2 separate regions of the Homo sapiens genome follow, and region 2 is linked to region 1. A link is a contact called in ENCODE Hi-C data. All regions are on one chromosome and are shown on one strand. Each heading gives the region's core, a stretch centred on a gene start or an enhancer-like site at or near the end of the contact. The rest is flanking DNA. Distances are from core to core; before and after follow the strand shown.

Region 1 (7,563 bases), core at 1,797-4,296:
GTTTGATTGGATTGGCTCCCACATCCGGCTTCTTGATCGAATTCCTCCTCTTTCCACCCAGATGTTTTAGAAACACAGAGAACTTCATGAAGCTTGTTCCGGGCCCGCAGAGGAAGGGGCGGTAATATTTTGGTGTCCTGCAGGGGGCGAAGTTACCTCTAATTTTATCAAGTCGGTTCATACATTCCAGCGGACTTCAAAGCCCAGATCTGCTCCTGTCCCTCCAACTCCACCCACCCCATGCCTCCTCCTCTTGAATCACATGTGGACGTTGTCTAGCTCCCTGTCCTGAGGCTTCCAGGGGAGCACTCGGGCTGTCTAATGGGGAAGGGTCCCAGAAGCAGGGAGTAGACAAGGTGGGGGTTAGGGGATTTTTATCCACCTAGAGGTCCAACTGGCTTGGAGAAAGAGTAGTCCCAATTTCAAGGTTATTAAAATCCTAGAACTGTATCTCTTCCTGTCCCCTTTGTCCCAATGGATACAAGGGCTTGCCTGCATGTGTCCCGCAAACATGATGTGCACATGTTGGGAGCCATAGTGGACAGAAGAGGAGCACATCCTCAGTTGGATGTCACTGTCCTTATGATCATTGTAATGTCTCACTGCACAGTTTTTTTAGGAGCTTCTTCTGGCTCTTAAGGGAGATGTGCGTTCTCATGTTCATCACCTGGAGGTACTCTCGACACCTCCTCATTCTAGCCCCATTCGACAGAAACTGAGAATCCATCTTGGTGGAGTGAGGAGCCTGCAACAGACCTGAATCAGAGTTGCTGCTCAGATGTTTAGTTGATAGTCACTTTAGACTCATGTCACATGAACCCATCTACTTCTTAGTGTCTAAGGAAAGGGAGAGATGGCGTGCGTGTGTGTGCATGTGTGTGTGTGTCTTCTGCACTAGGTCCACCCCATAGATGCATACACAAGTTGAGTATCCCTTATCCAAAGTGCTTGGGACCAGAAGTATTTCAAATTTCAGATTTTTAGATTTTGGAATATTTGCATATACATAATGAGATACCTTAGGGATGGGATCCAAGTCTAAACATGAAATTCATTTATGTTTCGTATATATCTCATATACATAGTCTGAAGGTAATTTAATACAATATTTCAAATGATTTTGTGGATGAAAATTTTGACTGTGTTTTGACCATGTCCCATCCTATGAGGTCAGGTGTGGAATTTTCCATCTGAGGCATCATGTCAGCTCTCAGAAATCTTTAGATTTTGGAGCATTTTGGATGTCAGATTTTTGGGTTAGGGATGCTCAACCTCTACAATAGGTGGGTCACCCCTCGATTTTGTGTTTTAAATGACATAGCCCCACCAAGGTGCCCTCATCCATGCTTGAAATGTTGAGTTTCCTGTGTCTTCCCCACTGCCCTCGTAGGTAGAAAGTCTTTTACTCTGCCTGCATCTCACCAGAAGTCTTATGAGGAAGGTGCAACTAGGTTTAAAAAAGGAGGCTCTTGGCAGGAAGCCTAGGTGTATTTGCTGGAATTTCAGATCTTCTGAGCAGAGCTCTTGGCTGCTGTGGGGCACTGCAGTGAATTTATGTCCCTAACATGTTCCCTACAGAAAAAAGAAGTGACAGGGCTCTTGAATTCTGAGGGTCCGGGCATCCCAGACAAAGTATCGTATTATCTTTTCGGATGGAAGAAATCCCTGTAGAGATGGTTAAAGACTGGCATTCACATAAGTTTTGTGCCCTGAAATTCATAGCTATCAGATATTTGTAGAAATAAAGACTCTTCTAAATGACCACTTGTGTCTGGGCCAAGGCAGAACTAGAAAGAAGGACTCAGTGGGTAGTTGGAGTCAGTGGTGGTCTCTATTTACCCATGAGAAATAGATTCTTGGAAATAGGATAGGAATGCTTATAAGATTTGGACCAACAGAAAGCCTATGATCTCATAAATTCATGAATCCCACAGTCTATAATCTATTTGACTTCACTCTCAAATGCCTAGGACCATTTGGACTAAGGCTGGCAAGTCAGAAAATTGCAGTTTTTATTTTCAACTCCACACAATTTTCACCAAGTAAAAAACCTTCATGTTTTACGTGAATTTGCTTCTACGATCCATAGATGACTGGATGTTCTCGGGCGGGGTAAAGGCAAATGAATTTGTGTCCTCATTGGCAAATGGTGTTGGTGGTGGTGTTATCTTGTCTAAAATCCACAGGAACCTGTGTTTCAGGACCCTGTCTATTGTCCTGACCATTCAGAATGCATGCCAAGCCCCTGCTCTTCCTGGAGTTATCTTTATCACCTCTCCTCAAGTTTTATCTTGCACCATATAAGTCACATTGTATTTCAATATTAAAATGCAACATTAATAGATAAGCTGGAGAATCAAGACATTTCCAAGAAGACAGGGGACGCCTTTTCTAATATATCGTCTGATTACACCCTCTTTCTTTTGGGTGCTAGCTTAAGAAGCCAAACCAAAGCACAAATGAACAGAGAAGTCAACACATCCGACCCCAAACCCTCAGGACGCTGGCTTGGGTTACATGTGGCCCTCTCTGTGGTCAGTTTGTGAGTAGCCTCCCCGGAGGGTGTGTCCCAACTTCCAGCAGCTGCCGTGGAAAGCCACGTGTCCGCTAAACGCCTACATTACATCAATAAGAGAAACTAAGGAAGGGATGGAAAAGCTATCATTTTTCTTTTCTTCCTCAGTTCTGGCAGTATAGTGATTTAATCGCTGTTATTATTTTTATTTAGTTAAAGCATCAACTTAGGCCTTTTAAATGATGGTAAAAGAGAAAGCTTCAGATCGGGGTATTGGTCAGATCATTCTTACTAGCGATGACCTCTTCGCCTTTGGCACCTCGCGGCTCTTCGCATGCCTCCAAGAATTCCCGGGTCTTGAAACCTACGCGCGGCGGAGGCGACGCCTCTCGGGAGAGGGAGGGTGAAAGAAGGGGCGGGGCTATTTAAATAGCCCGCGAGCTTCGCGTCCCCATTGGCTGCCAGCCTGTCGGTTACCGCGGGGCGGGGAGTCCCGGGGCTGGAGTGAGGTACCTGAGCCGGGCGCGCAGCAGAAAGCCCACGTTGGCCGCTGCGGGGAGCGCGGCGTGGAGAGGCGGGAGACCGAATTCCGGCGCCGCCGCCGCGGCCGCTGCTCGGTGCACTAGCCCCCTTCCTTCCCATCCTTTCTGCGAGCGGGTTTGCTGGGCAGCCGGGCGACCGCCGAACGGAAAGCAAGATCCTCGCCGCCTCCGCTTGAGGAGGCGTGCGGCGCGCGGAGATTTTGAGTGGGAGCGACGGTGCCCGAGAGCTCAGGGGCGCGGAGTTCGTGAGCGAGAAGGAAGTTAAACCTCGCGGAATAGACTGGCATTTCGGGACGCCTTGTCGCCGCAGCCTGGGCCCTGCAACGGGGTAAACTTCATGGTGGCCCTGCGATCTGGGGAGGGGCGTGCGCCACGGTGATGCCGGGCATCTCCCGCAGCTCGTGAGCGGCCCCGCTCCCCGCTGCCCCGGGTCCCACTCAGTCGCCAGGGAGAGCGCGGGGCAGCGCACGTGTGCGGCCAGCGAGGCCCAGAGTGACCGCGCCGCGACTCGCAGGAGCCAGGGCGCAGGCTGCAGTGCAGCCCGGACTCAGACGCACCTGGCCTGGACCGCGCGCCTCTAGAGACCTGCGCGAGGCTGTGAGGCTCCCCTTCCTCCCCTCCAAGCGGTTCTCCTGGTGATCGCCCCTTCGCCACCTCTCTAGCCTGGGCAACTGGGGGCGCCCCGGACGACCATGAGAGATAAGGACTGAGGGCCAGGAAGGGGAAGCGAGCCCGCCGAGAGGTGGCGGGGACTGCTCACGCCAAGGGCCACAGCGGCCGCGCTCCGGCCTCGCTCCGCCGCTCCACGCCTCGCGGGATCCGCGGGGGCAGCCCGGCCGGGCGGGGATGCCGGGGCTGGGGCGGAGGGCGCAGTGGCTGTGCTGGTGGTGGGGGCTGCTGTGCAGCTGCTGCGGGCCCCCGCCGCTGCGGCCGCCCTTGCCCGCTGCCGCGGCCGCCGCCGCCGGGGGGCAGCTGCTGGGGGACGGCGGGAGCCCCGGCCGCACGGAGCAGCCGCCGCCGTCGCCGCAGTCCTCCTCGGGCTTCCTGTACCGGCGGCTCAAGACGCAGGAGAAGCGGGAGATGCAGAAGGAGATCTTGTCGGTGCTGGGGCTCCCGCACCGGCCCCGGCCCCTGCACGGCCTCCAACAGCCGCAGCCCCCGGCGCTCCGGCAGCAGGAGGAGCAGCAGCAGCAGCAGCAGCTGCCTCGCGGAGAGCCCCCTCCCGGGCGACTGAAGTCCGCGCCCCTCTTCATGCTGGATCTGTACAACGCCCTGTCCGCCGACAACGACGAGGACGGGGCGTCGGAGGGGGAGAGGCAGCAGTCCTGGCCCCACGAAGCAGCCAGCTCGTCCCAGCGTCGGCAGCCGCCCCCGGGCGCCGCGCACCCGCTCAACCGCAAGAGCCTTCTGGCCCCCGGATCTGGCAGCGGCGGCGCGTCCCCACTGACCAGCGCGCAGGACAGCGCCTTCCTCAACGACGCGGACATGGTCATGAGCTTTGTGAACCTGGGTAAGGATTTGGGGTAACGTAATGACGAGAACATTTCCCCCTTTTCAGTGTCCCGGGCCCAGGGGATGGAGTGAGGGGGTGGAGGAGCTCCCGGCGCGCGGGTCCCGCCTGGTGCGCCAGAGAACGCGGGGACAGGCAGGCTGTGCTCCCGCCACCTGCGCGGCGGTGGGCGGCACATGCGCTCCCCCGCGCCGCGGGCAGGGCTGCGCGCCGAGGCCCCCAGAGGCGGCTGGCCGGCCGGGCCGCGGGGCTCCGGGAGCGCTGTCCCCAGCGGGCGTGTATTTGCGGACTCCCTGAGCACGTTCCGCGCTTTTTTTCACTTCTGCCCAGCTCTGGCCAGGTTAACTCAACTGCAGCAGGAGAGTCCAGCCCGAGTGTGGCCATCCTGGGAAGAGGGCTCTTCAGTACGATTTTCCCCTCTAAACTGCCGCCTTTTGCCCCCTAACTTGGAGTGCAGTTTTCCCACCGAGACTTTTAGGGAATCCGACAGCGGCTGGGAACTTTGAAAACTTGGCATGAGTATGTTTAGAGGTATCCACGGCACTAGGGGAGGTTGCAGAGGGAAGTCCCAAAAGGACCGCGGAAGGCGCTCGGATCCCGGCCGGGCGGGGCTCGCTTCTGTTTGGGGCGGGATGAAAGCTCAACTGGGGTAATCCATCCTGTGCCCCGGCTCACATGCCCTTGGCCATTGTCCCCAAAGGCTGAACCTTTGATCAATGCAGCCCAAGCTGCACGGGCAGAGAAAGGGTGCGGGGTAGGGGCCGGGGTTGGGCGCTGAGCTCCTCTGAACCGGTTGCCAGGCAACAGAATGGAAATTCACGGGCGGCTAAATGGAGCTCCGCCACAAATGTTCTGTGGCAAACCCGGACCCAGTCACATCGCCCTTTCTCCCCCCTCCCACCCCACTGAGTTTTCTCATCTGTAAATGAGAAGGGTGCAGAGAAGACTCTTTTCTTCGGAGTCAGTGCCTCCGGTTTGCACTGCTTTTCATTCATAAGCTGACTTAGTTTAGCGCAGACATAGGATGGAGGGACGCGCTGTCAGCGGACAGATCATGGGTGCACTGGCTACGCCCGGGATGGTTGCAGCTGCGCGGCGGGGTGGGGCTTCACGGGCCTCCTTCCCATGTGAGACGGTGGTTGTGCCCAGGCCCTGAAGTGGGTGAGCAGACACTCGCCAAAGGAGCACACGGGTCTCCCAGCCACGTCAAAGACGCTCATCTTTTAACGGCATTACTTACTGGAATGATTCCCGCGTAGACTATCTGGGTGATTTCTTTACCAGCCTATCTATGATTCCCAACTCCACTGAGCTTTGAGGGAGAGAACATGGGGGGTAAGAGCCAAGGGAGGGTGTGGAGGCAGGGCGATTGGCATCCAAGTGGTGCAGAAATCCTCCTGGGAAATTCGTGAAACAGAATCTCACAGGAGTCCAGGCTCAGGGCCTGCCAATCTGGCTGCTTGCACTGCCCGGGGTTCTGATTGGACAAGAATTTTCACAATTTATTGGAACCAAATCCAAGGTTGAGCCACCTCCAGGAAGCATTCTAAGGAAATTCTCATGCCAGTCAATAAAATTTGTAGTGGGTGGGGGCCAGGGTGGCAGAGGACCAGCGCTGTTCCTTATTCTAACTTTTCTGCTGCTTCTGACTTAGTAAATTCCTCCCCTTGCTCTCTTCCTCTCCTCTCCTTCCACCCTCACCCCCCGCCCCCACCCCGCCTCCAGGTTTCCTGGCAGCTCTGGGGAAATGTTTTATTGCCTCTTGGGGGTAGTCCTAACCTGGACAAAGGGGAGGAAGACTGGCGCTCCTGGCTACTTCACAGAGAATCGTGTTACAGTCCCTGGGAAAACAATTCCTGGGCTTGAACCGAGGTTCTCAGCATTAGCTGCCCTGTAGTATCACCCGGGGGACTTAGAGTTCTAGGGTTATTAGGGCCGCTTCGTGGGCCCAGATCAGTTAGGTCAGAATCTTTTGAGGGTGGGGCACAGGCATCATTTTTTTTAAGTACCTTAGGTTTTTCTAATATGCTACCGTGGTCAGGAAACACTGGCACAGGAGATCCCAATGTCTGAAGGAAATGGATACATTGTCCCAGTAAGAGATGAAGAGCAAAGCTTTCAAACATTGCTACACATTAGAATCACGTGGGTGTTACGTGGGAGGTAGGGGGGAACGCCTTAAAAAAACCCAGATGCCCAGGTGGCACTCCATATCAAATCAGAATGTGTGGAGGTGGAAACCAGGTAGCAGTATTTTTTTGTTCAAAAATAAAGAGGATCTCCCAACGTTGCCCAGGCTGGACTCAAAACTCCTGGCCTCAAGCAATCCCCCTGCCTCAGCCTCCTGAGTTGCTGGGAAGATAGAAGTGTGCCACCATGCCCAGCAGTGTCATTGTTTTGTCAAGATCTCAGGTGATGTCAGTGTTTGGAAACCACTGCCTTAGATGGTATTTGAAATTTCAAGAGCTGGGCCTAAGGCGAATTTGTAAAGTATAGTCATATTTACTGTATTTAGTGACCCTCCAAATTCCCCTTATTCCTTGCTTCTCTGACTTTTCGTGGGCTACAGGGACACACTGCCTCTGAGTCACACTGCTTAAAGCTGGCTGTCAGCTAATCCTTGCTAGGGTGATGGTTTAACATAGTATCTCCCTAGGGATATTGACATTTTTCGTAAAGGATTTTGAAAGATCTAAAAAAATCCCCTAAAAATTTTTAAGAGAACTCACCCAGTAGTGCAATTCCAGGCCCCAAGACAGGCTGACACAGAACTGAAAGAGAATTCTAGGATGGGAATTCTATCCCAAGCCCCTCATATTCCTATCACTGGGCTCCTTGTACAAGTTATAGCTACTGTAGGTCCACTTCTGGACTCTATACTGATAGTGTGAAGAGAAAACCTTTTGCGGGTAAGTAGAATCCAAGCAGCAAGCCATGCCACCTGCCAATGAAGCAATTCTATTTCATCTTAATCCATGTAGCAATAGGAAAGGGGT
Region 2 (7,563 bases), core at 1,311-3,810, 450 kb before region 1:
CATGATCTGCCCGCCTCGGCCTCCCGAAGTGCTGGGATTAAGAGCCACTGCGCCCGGCCCGGAATATAGTCTTTAAAACACCCATGTAGGCTGCAGGACATTTGACCTTGGCCTGGATAACATGATTGTTCACAAAGAAAGAAGTGATAGCTCTCTTCAAACACATCAAGGGCTGTTGTAAGGGACAGAAGGCAGATTTTTTTTTTCTAAGAAGATCTGCAGAGCAGAACTAGGACATCAACAGGGAAGTTGATTTGGGTTCAAGGAGGAACTAGTATTTGAGCTGTCCAAAGACAGGCCACCTGGCCAGGTAGAGGTGTTCATACAGGTGGTTAGAGAAGAGGGTCCTGCATTGGGTAAAGAGCTGGACTAGATGACTCTTAAGATTCTTTCCAACTCGAACATTAAGTAGATGAGAGGCCGCTACCAGAAGTTCACAGGGAGGAATAAGTTGCTGATAGTGGTTTTCAGTTGGCTGACAAATAAACATGGCTTATGTAATGAAGAAATAAATATTCTTAGTGGTGAAAATTTGAAGGCTACTCTGTGCCAGGCATTGGGATCAGCTTTTTCTTAACATGCAGAACCTTTAAAAAGTAAAACCCTTGACATACAGCAAGGACTTTATTAATATTCCTAGGGTAACTAATAACTGTAGTTACTATTATCCCCATTTTGTATATGAAGAGACAGGCTGAGACAAGTGACTTGCCCAAGGTAATCTAGCCACTGAGTGGGTAAGTTTTGATTCAAACAAGGGCTAATTCCAACAGCTATTTTTTTAATACATAAAAAACTAATTTTAAATTTTTTTGTAGAGATGGGGTCTTACTATATTGCCCAGGCTGGTCTCGAACTCCTCGCCTCAAGTGATCCTCCTGCCTCGGCCTCCCAAAGTGCTGGGATTACAGGCTAGGATTACTGTTGGAGCTACCGTGCCTGGCCTCCAACAGCTATTAACCATCATACTATACTACTGACTGTCCAGCAACTGAAAATATTTGATTTGTTCATCTGAAGTCATCCTGTGTGTATACGTATATGGACATGACAGTGGCAAAGTCGACAGGTGGCCAGCTTTGTCTGTCCTCAAAGACTGCTCCTTTGGGAGGCAAGCTGCAGCACATGTTGGGCGTGGTCAGGCAGCTCTACAGATGACCCACGGGCTTGTCTCACAGCATTCATCTTTCTACCAACACAAACCATTCAAATTACTTAAAAAATCCGAGATTATTTCACTGATGTCTTAGCAAAAGCAGCATTTTTCATTTTCATTTTAATTCTGGGGTAGGGGTGGAGCACAGGCTGTTAGGCTGGTTGGAGTAGGGGGTTTGCTTTAGGAGAGAATGATTCCTAACAGTCTTGTCTTCTTCCCAGGCTTCTCCAGCTTTCTGGCAATACCAAGGGGCAGACCCGGGAATGGGTTGTTCAGTCACTGCTGTACCGCCCATGAGCGGCAGAGGGCAGCAAAACACACTCATCGGACGGGCATCAAGGGAGCCTGAGGATAACCAGGTATGCTTTAAAATGTTTTCGCATCATTTAGGGAACTCTTGCAGAGGAGAAATACTACAGATTTAAAATTATGAAACCAAAAAAACCACAGACACGAGTAACTATTTATTCTCCTTATGAGAAACTTAGAACTGGGCGTGGTGGTTCACACCTGTAATCCCAGCACTTTGGGAGGCCGAGTTGGGAGAATCACCTGAGGCCATGAGTTCGAGACCAGCCTGGGCAGCTCGGCGAGACCCTGTCTCTACTAAAAATTCAAAAAAAAATTAGCTGGGCATGGGGGCATGTGACTGTAATCACAGCTACTTGGGTGGCTGAGGAACAAGAATCCCTTGAACCTGGGAAGCGGGGGTTGCAGTGAGCTGAGATGGCGCCACAGCACTCCACTCCAGCCTCGGCAACAGGGCGAGGCTCTGACTCAAAAAACATAGAAGTGGGCCGGGCGCGGTGGCTCACGCCTGTAATCCCAGCACTTTGGGAGGGTGAGGCGGGTGGATCACGAGGTCAGGAGATCGAGACCAGCCTGCCTAACACGGTGAAACCCCGTCTCTACTAAAAATATAAAAAATTAGCTGGGCGTGGTGGCTGGCGCCTGTAGTCCCAGCTACTCAGGAGGCTGAGGCAGGAGAATGGCCGGAACCCTGGAGGCAGAGCTTGCAGTGAGCCGAGATCGTGCCACTGCACTCCAGCCTGGGTGACAGAGCGAGACTCCGTCTCAAAAAAAAAAAGCCACAAAAATTAGCCAGGGGTAGTGGCACCTGCCTGCAGTCCCAGCTACTCGGGAGGCTGAGGCAGAAGAATTGCTTGAACCTGGGAGGCGGAGGTTGCAGTGAGCCAAGACTGTGCCACTGCACTCCAGCCTGGGTGACAGAGCAAGACTCCATCTCAAAAAAGAAACAAACATACAAACAAACAAAAAAAACCATAGAAGTATACTTTTACAAATTCTTTTTTAAAAACACATACATATAATTTAAAACACAGATGGGGGTCTCACTCTGTCAACCAGGCTGGTCTCAAAATCTTGGGCTCAAGTCATCCTCCCGCCTTGGCCTCCAAAGTGCTGGGATTACAGGCGTGAGCCACTGTGCCCAGCCAACTTTTACAAATTCTCTTCTGTTTTTTTTTTTTTTGGAGACGGAGTCTCACTCTGTCACCCAGGGTGAAGTGAAGTGGCACACTCTCGGCTCACTACAACCTCCACCTCCTGAGTTCAAACAATTTTCCTGCCTCAGCCTCCCAAGCAGCTGGGACTATAGGCGCCCACCACCATGCCTGGCTAATTTTTGCATATTTAGTAGAGACGGGGTTTCACCATGTTGGCCAGGCTGGTCTCAAACTCCTAACCTCAGGTGATCCACCTGCCTTGGCCTCCCAAAGTGCTGGGATTACAAGTATGAGCAACTGTGCCCAGCCTCCTTTTACAAATTCTTAAAGACACAGCTAGTCTCCTGACGTGAGGCACTACTCAAAGGGAGCTTGAACAAATAGTTTTCCTTTGGTCTCTTTCCTCACGGGGTTCGTGTGGCAGCTTTGTGTGCCTGTGATATGTTACGGAGTTGTTTCCACTGGGAATTTGGTAACTTTGTCATTATGCGTTTAAGGAGAAAATAGTTAAGATTACAATTCACTCAATTTAGGAACCAACTTTTTATTTTGAAGCTACAGCTGTGATCTATTGTTTCACTTCCCTTTATGGAACTCACCTAATGGAATTTCACAGAAACCATCTATAGCAACGCCTATGCACTTGCTTGCCAGTTTCTGTTAAGTTTTTGTTTTAGTAAATGCTTCCTGGTTTGAGCTGCAATGTACAACCAAGATGCCATTTCCACTTCTCAAGGTGGAGCAGTCTGATCCATAACCCTGCAAGTTCCCAGCCAGAGATGCACGCATTTGTGAACAGGACACACAAACCTGTGTCCAGCTCTGCCACTTAACGGTTGTGGAATTTCTGGCAAGTTAATTTAACCTGTGTTCAATTTCCTTATTTGCAAAATGGAGATACACCTACTTCACAGTGTGATAAATAATTCACATGAAACACCTACCACGTGTGTCAGGTCCTGTTTTAAGACTTGGTGAGCTGGTGACAAAATTCTTGCTGTCATAAGCTTACATTCACAAGGGGTGATGGGCAATGGAAGGACAAGGTAACTTCTGTGTGTGTGTGTGTGTGTGTGTGTGTGTGTGAGAGAGAGAGAGAGAGAGAGAGAGAGAGTCTGTCTCGCTCTGTCGCCCAGGCTGAGAGACAGAGAGACTTGCTCTGTCGCCCAGGCTGCAGTGCAGTGGCATGATCTCGGCTCACTGCAACCTCTGCCTCCCGGGTTCAAGTGATTCTCCTGCCTCAGCTTTCCAAGTAGCTGGGATTACAGGTGCGCGCCACACCTGGCTAATTTTTGTATTTTTAGTAGACACAGGGTTTCACCATGTTGGCCAGGTTGGTCTCGAACTCCTGACCTCAAGTGATCTGCCCACCTCAGCCTCCCAAAGTGCTGGGATTACAGGTGTGAGCCACTGCGGCCAGCCCAAGGTAACTTCTGATAGTGGTGAAGATAATGAGAACAGAGCAGGGTGTGTGGGGCCTTCCATGAGGGGAGTTTTCAGGAAGACTAAGAGCAGGGAAGATGGGGGCTGAGACCTGGGCAGAGGGGATTACTGCCAAGGCCCTGATCCTGGACAAGCCTGGCAGGGTAGAAGATGAGGAGGTGGCTGGCCAGGAAGCCTGGAGGGCAGCACAGGAAGGGGCAAGGCAGGGAGGGCGAGATACTGGAGAGCCCTGCAGGCAGTGGTGGAGCACTTGTGCTCACCTAGATGCCAGTGGAAGCCAGAGGAGAGTTTCCAGAAGAGAAGAGTCAGGATCTGATAGAGTGGCTTGGACTCTTGTGGGCATAAAGCCCGAGAGGCAAGGGGGTGGGGCAGGAGTGGCTGCACTGAGCACTGGCCTGGCACCAACTCGGCAGCAGAGAGGAGCTCATGTTTTTACAAACAGCAAAGAGAAAGGCTGAGTCCCTGAAAAGGAGAAATACTTTCAAGGGTTTTCTATTAAGAATCTATCTTGGGGCCGGGTGCGGTGGCTCACGCCTGTAATCCCAGCACTTTGGGGGGCCAAGGTGGGTGGATCACGAGGTCAGGAGATCGAGACCATCCTGGCTAACACGGTGAAACCCCGTCTCTACTAAAAATACAAAAAATTAGGCGGGTGTGGTGGCGGGCACCTGTAGTCCCAGCTACTCGGGAGGCTGAGACAGGAGAATGGGGTGAACCCGGGAGGCGGAGCTTGCAGTGAACCGAGATCACGCCACTGCACTCCAGCCTGGATGACAGAGCAAGACTCTGTGTCAAAAAAACAAAAACAAAAAAAGACTCTTATCTTGGGCTGGGCGCGGTGGCTCACACCTGTAATCCCAGCACTTTGGGAGGCCTAGGCAGGTGGATCATCTGAGGTTGGGAGTTCAAAACCAGCCTGACCAACATGGTGAAACCCCGTCTCTATTAAAAATACAAAAATTAGCTGGGCGTGGTGGCACATTCCTGTAATACCAGCTACTAAGGAAGCTGAGGCAGAATAATCGCTTGAACCCGGGAGGCGGAGGTTGCAGTGAGCCAAGATTGCGCCATTGCACTCCAGCTGCGCAACAGAGTGAGACACCGTTTAAAAAAAAAAAAAAAAGAATATCTTGATTTTCTTTCACTATGTAGTGACAATGCATCCAAGTTTTAAAAAGTGGCTCCGTTTCTTTTGGGGCCACAAATAAGCTATCCACAACCACTGGATTTATTATACTCATTGTAGGAGGCTCAGATAAATTTCACATTTGCATTTATTGCTTCCATTATAAAATATAGGCTCATTACAAACATTCTGAAGAAGAAAAAAAAAGTCCACTATCCTAACCAAAAACGGCTTTAGCATTTTGGTGTATTTCTCTTCAGACTTTGGATTAATCCAAAGTTTAATACTGAATGTTTCAAGCATTGCAGAGAAGACGTAATGCTGGTTCTTACTGCCCTAATATATTTTTTCCTAACTCCCCAAGCTTGTTATGCTCTAGTATTTTTTATTCTTCAAAGCATTTTTTCCTCTCAGCAGAAAAAGCTAAAAACATTATTATCTGGTAACAAAGACTGATTCTCCAGAGTTTGCACAGCCTCTAATTAAAAGTTACTTTTTCTATGAAGAACACTTTAATTCTACTGCTTAGAATACAATCTTGAAGGGAAAGAAATCTTAGGTGCTACTGACTTACTGGCTGGGTATACAGATGAGAAAATTACATCAAAGATCCATCTCGGCTTCCTTAGAAATGTTTAATAAGCGATCAGAGTATGCAGTCTGTGCAATTATTGGGAATGGAAAGTCAGTATGGGAGTGTGGATGGGGTAGACCTTACTTACTCATATACCTGCGTGAGGGGGAGTGTCTTTATGATCATCATCTGAAAAGCCAACTAGCTGACAGCCCAAGAGTGCCTGTAAAACCAATCTTAAATCACCTTTATTCTAAAACATCACTGAAATGTCTAAAAATGTGTGAACTTTTTTTTTTTTGAGACGGAAGCACCCAGGCTGAAGTGCAGTGGCGTGATCTCAGCTTACTGCAACCTCTGCCTCCCGGGTTCAAGTGATTCTCCTGCCTCAGCCTCATGAGTAGCTGGGATTACAGGCGCGTGCCACCACGCCCAGCTAATTTTTGTATTTTTAGTAGAGACGAGGTTTCACCATATTGGTCAAGGTAGTCTTGAACTCCTGACCTTGTGATCCATCCACCTCAGCCTCCCAAAGTGCTGGGATTACAGGCGTGAGCCACCGTGCCCGGCCAAACTTTTAAATAATTTCCAGGAGGACATTCCGATCAAAATTGTGATTTTTTTTCTTTTCTTTTTTTGCTTCTATTTTGGATTCCTCGTGCGTCTTGAGACCAAGCAGGAATATGCACTGGTACTTTAGAAAACATTTCATGTTGCACACAAATACTTTCATGATCAGCTTTAATTTAAGGGACATGTAAATAAAAAGATGCATTTGACAGGACAGCAGACTAGTTCAAGCAGGAGGTTAGACCAGTAACAACAACCAAGAAAGCAAAGTGCTCGTTTCCATCTTGGCTTTACCACACTTACAAACTGATACCCAAATAACAGAAATGTTTCTCAAAGCTGCACAAGAATTTTAAGGATTCATGACCCCACTTTCATTAAATAGTCCCAGAAGATAGCTAAATAACATTTTCAGATAGAACCTCACACTGCATAAGTTTCATAACAAACAAACCTAAGATATGCTGACAGAAATCACATTGAGTTTGCAAGCACTCAAATAGAAAACCCAAGACCTCCGGCAACAAATTAGAAAATATGAACAGAAATATTTTAAACCACAAGTATTTCATCCCAACTAAATTCCAATTTCTTCAATGTTCTCTGAGTTGTTAGATTTCAAAGTGAAGAGAACTGAAATCTCTTTTTATTCATAGCAGAGCCAAAACTGGAAGTCACTTATTAAATACCTGTGTACAAAACACCATACTTGGGGCTATATGCGATTTCAGGTTGGATAAACGAGTCATGTTGAATGACAAAAAGTTAGACTGGGGAGATTTATGGAGAGAAGCAAGCACCTGTGATTTGTTGGTTTGGCGTTACAATAAACACTGTAAGTGAAAATGAGTCACAGGCAGTTAGAATGGCGTTAAGGAAACCATTTAGGTCTAAAAATCAGGACTGAAGTGATCAACAGTTAACAGATGAAGCCATGAGAACTGGCACGCTCTGGAAAGGCTGGTGCAGAGAGCAGGACGGTGAGCCTGAGTGAGCCTGGAGTTAGTCAACAGATTCCTCAACAGAAAAGGAGTGAGGAGCAGGGTCAAAGAAATGAAGGTGAATTTGGGGGGTGGTGGTCAATGGGTTAAACGTACAAGTTGAGGCCGAGGAACTGAGGCTGAAGAAGGTTCTGGCAAGTGGAGAACCATGAGATCCTGACAGAGCAGGCTTTTGTGGGCAGAAGCCATATTAGAAGAAGAGCTAAAGGAAAGCTGAAAACCTGGCG

The links. Hi-C counts contacts between places; a loop is a spot of excess contacts on that map. Pooled maps may share reads with other maps.
Region 2: a map with no recorded cell type shows a loop between it and region 1 (9-fold over the local background). The contact joins the enhancer-like site here to the promoter of BMP6 in region 1. A Hi-C loop is called at or near these places in 1 of 168 maps with a recorded cell type or tissue (mammary epithelial cell), 2 of 37 single-sample maps with no recorded cell type and 9 of 50 pooled maps.

Annotation. Positions count from the first base shown.
Region 1 is chr6:7,723,053-7,730,615 of GRCh38, forward strand. It overlaps BMP6 (bone morphogenetic protein 6), which reads left to right and starts at 3,047. Exons shown (of 7, transcript NM_001718.6): 1 at 3,047-4,567. The coding sequence starts at 3,904. RefSeq lists an enhancer at 223-282.
Region 2 is chr6:7,274,654-7,282,216 of GRCh38, forward strand. SSR1 (signal sequence receptor subunit 1) reads right to left here. Exons shown (of 8, transcript NM_003144.5): 8 at 6,490-7,563. Among named protein-coding and RNA genes, the nearest start is that of SSR1, 35 kb to the right of the region's middle. RefSeq lists an enhancer at 1,524-1,693 and a silencer at 7,089-7,289. Within about 2 kb of position 2,561, at least 5 of the 41 ENCODE cell types and tissues checked have a DNase peak (open chromatin) inside an H3K27ac peak, as active enhancers do; they include mammary epithelial cell, where a contact is called at or near this core.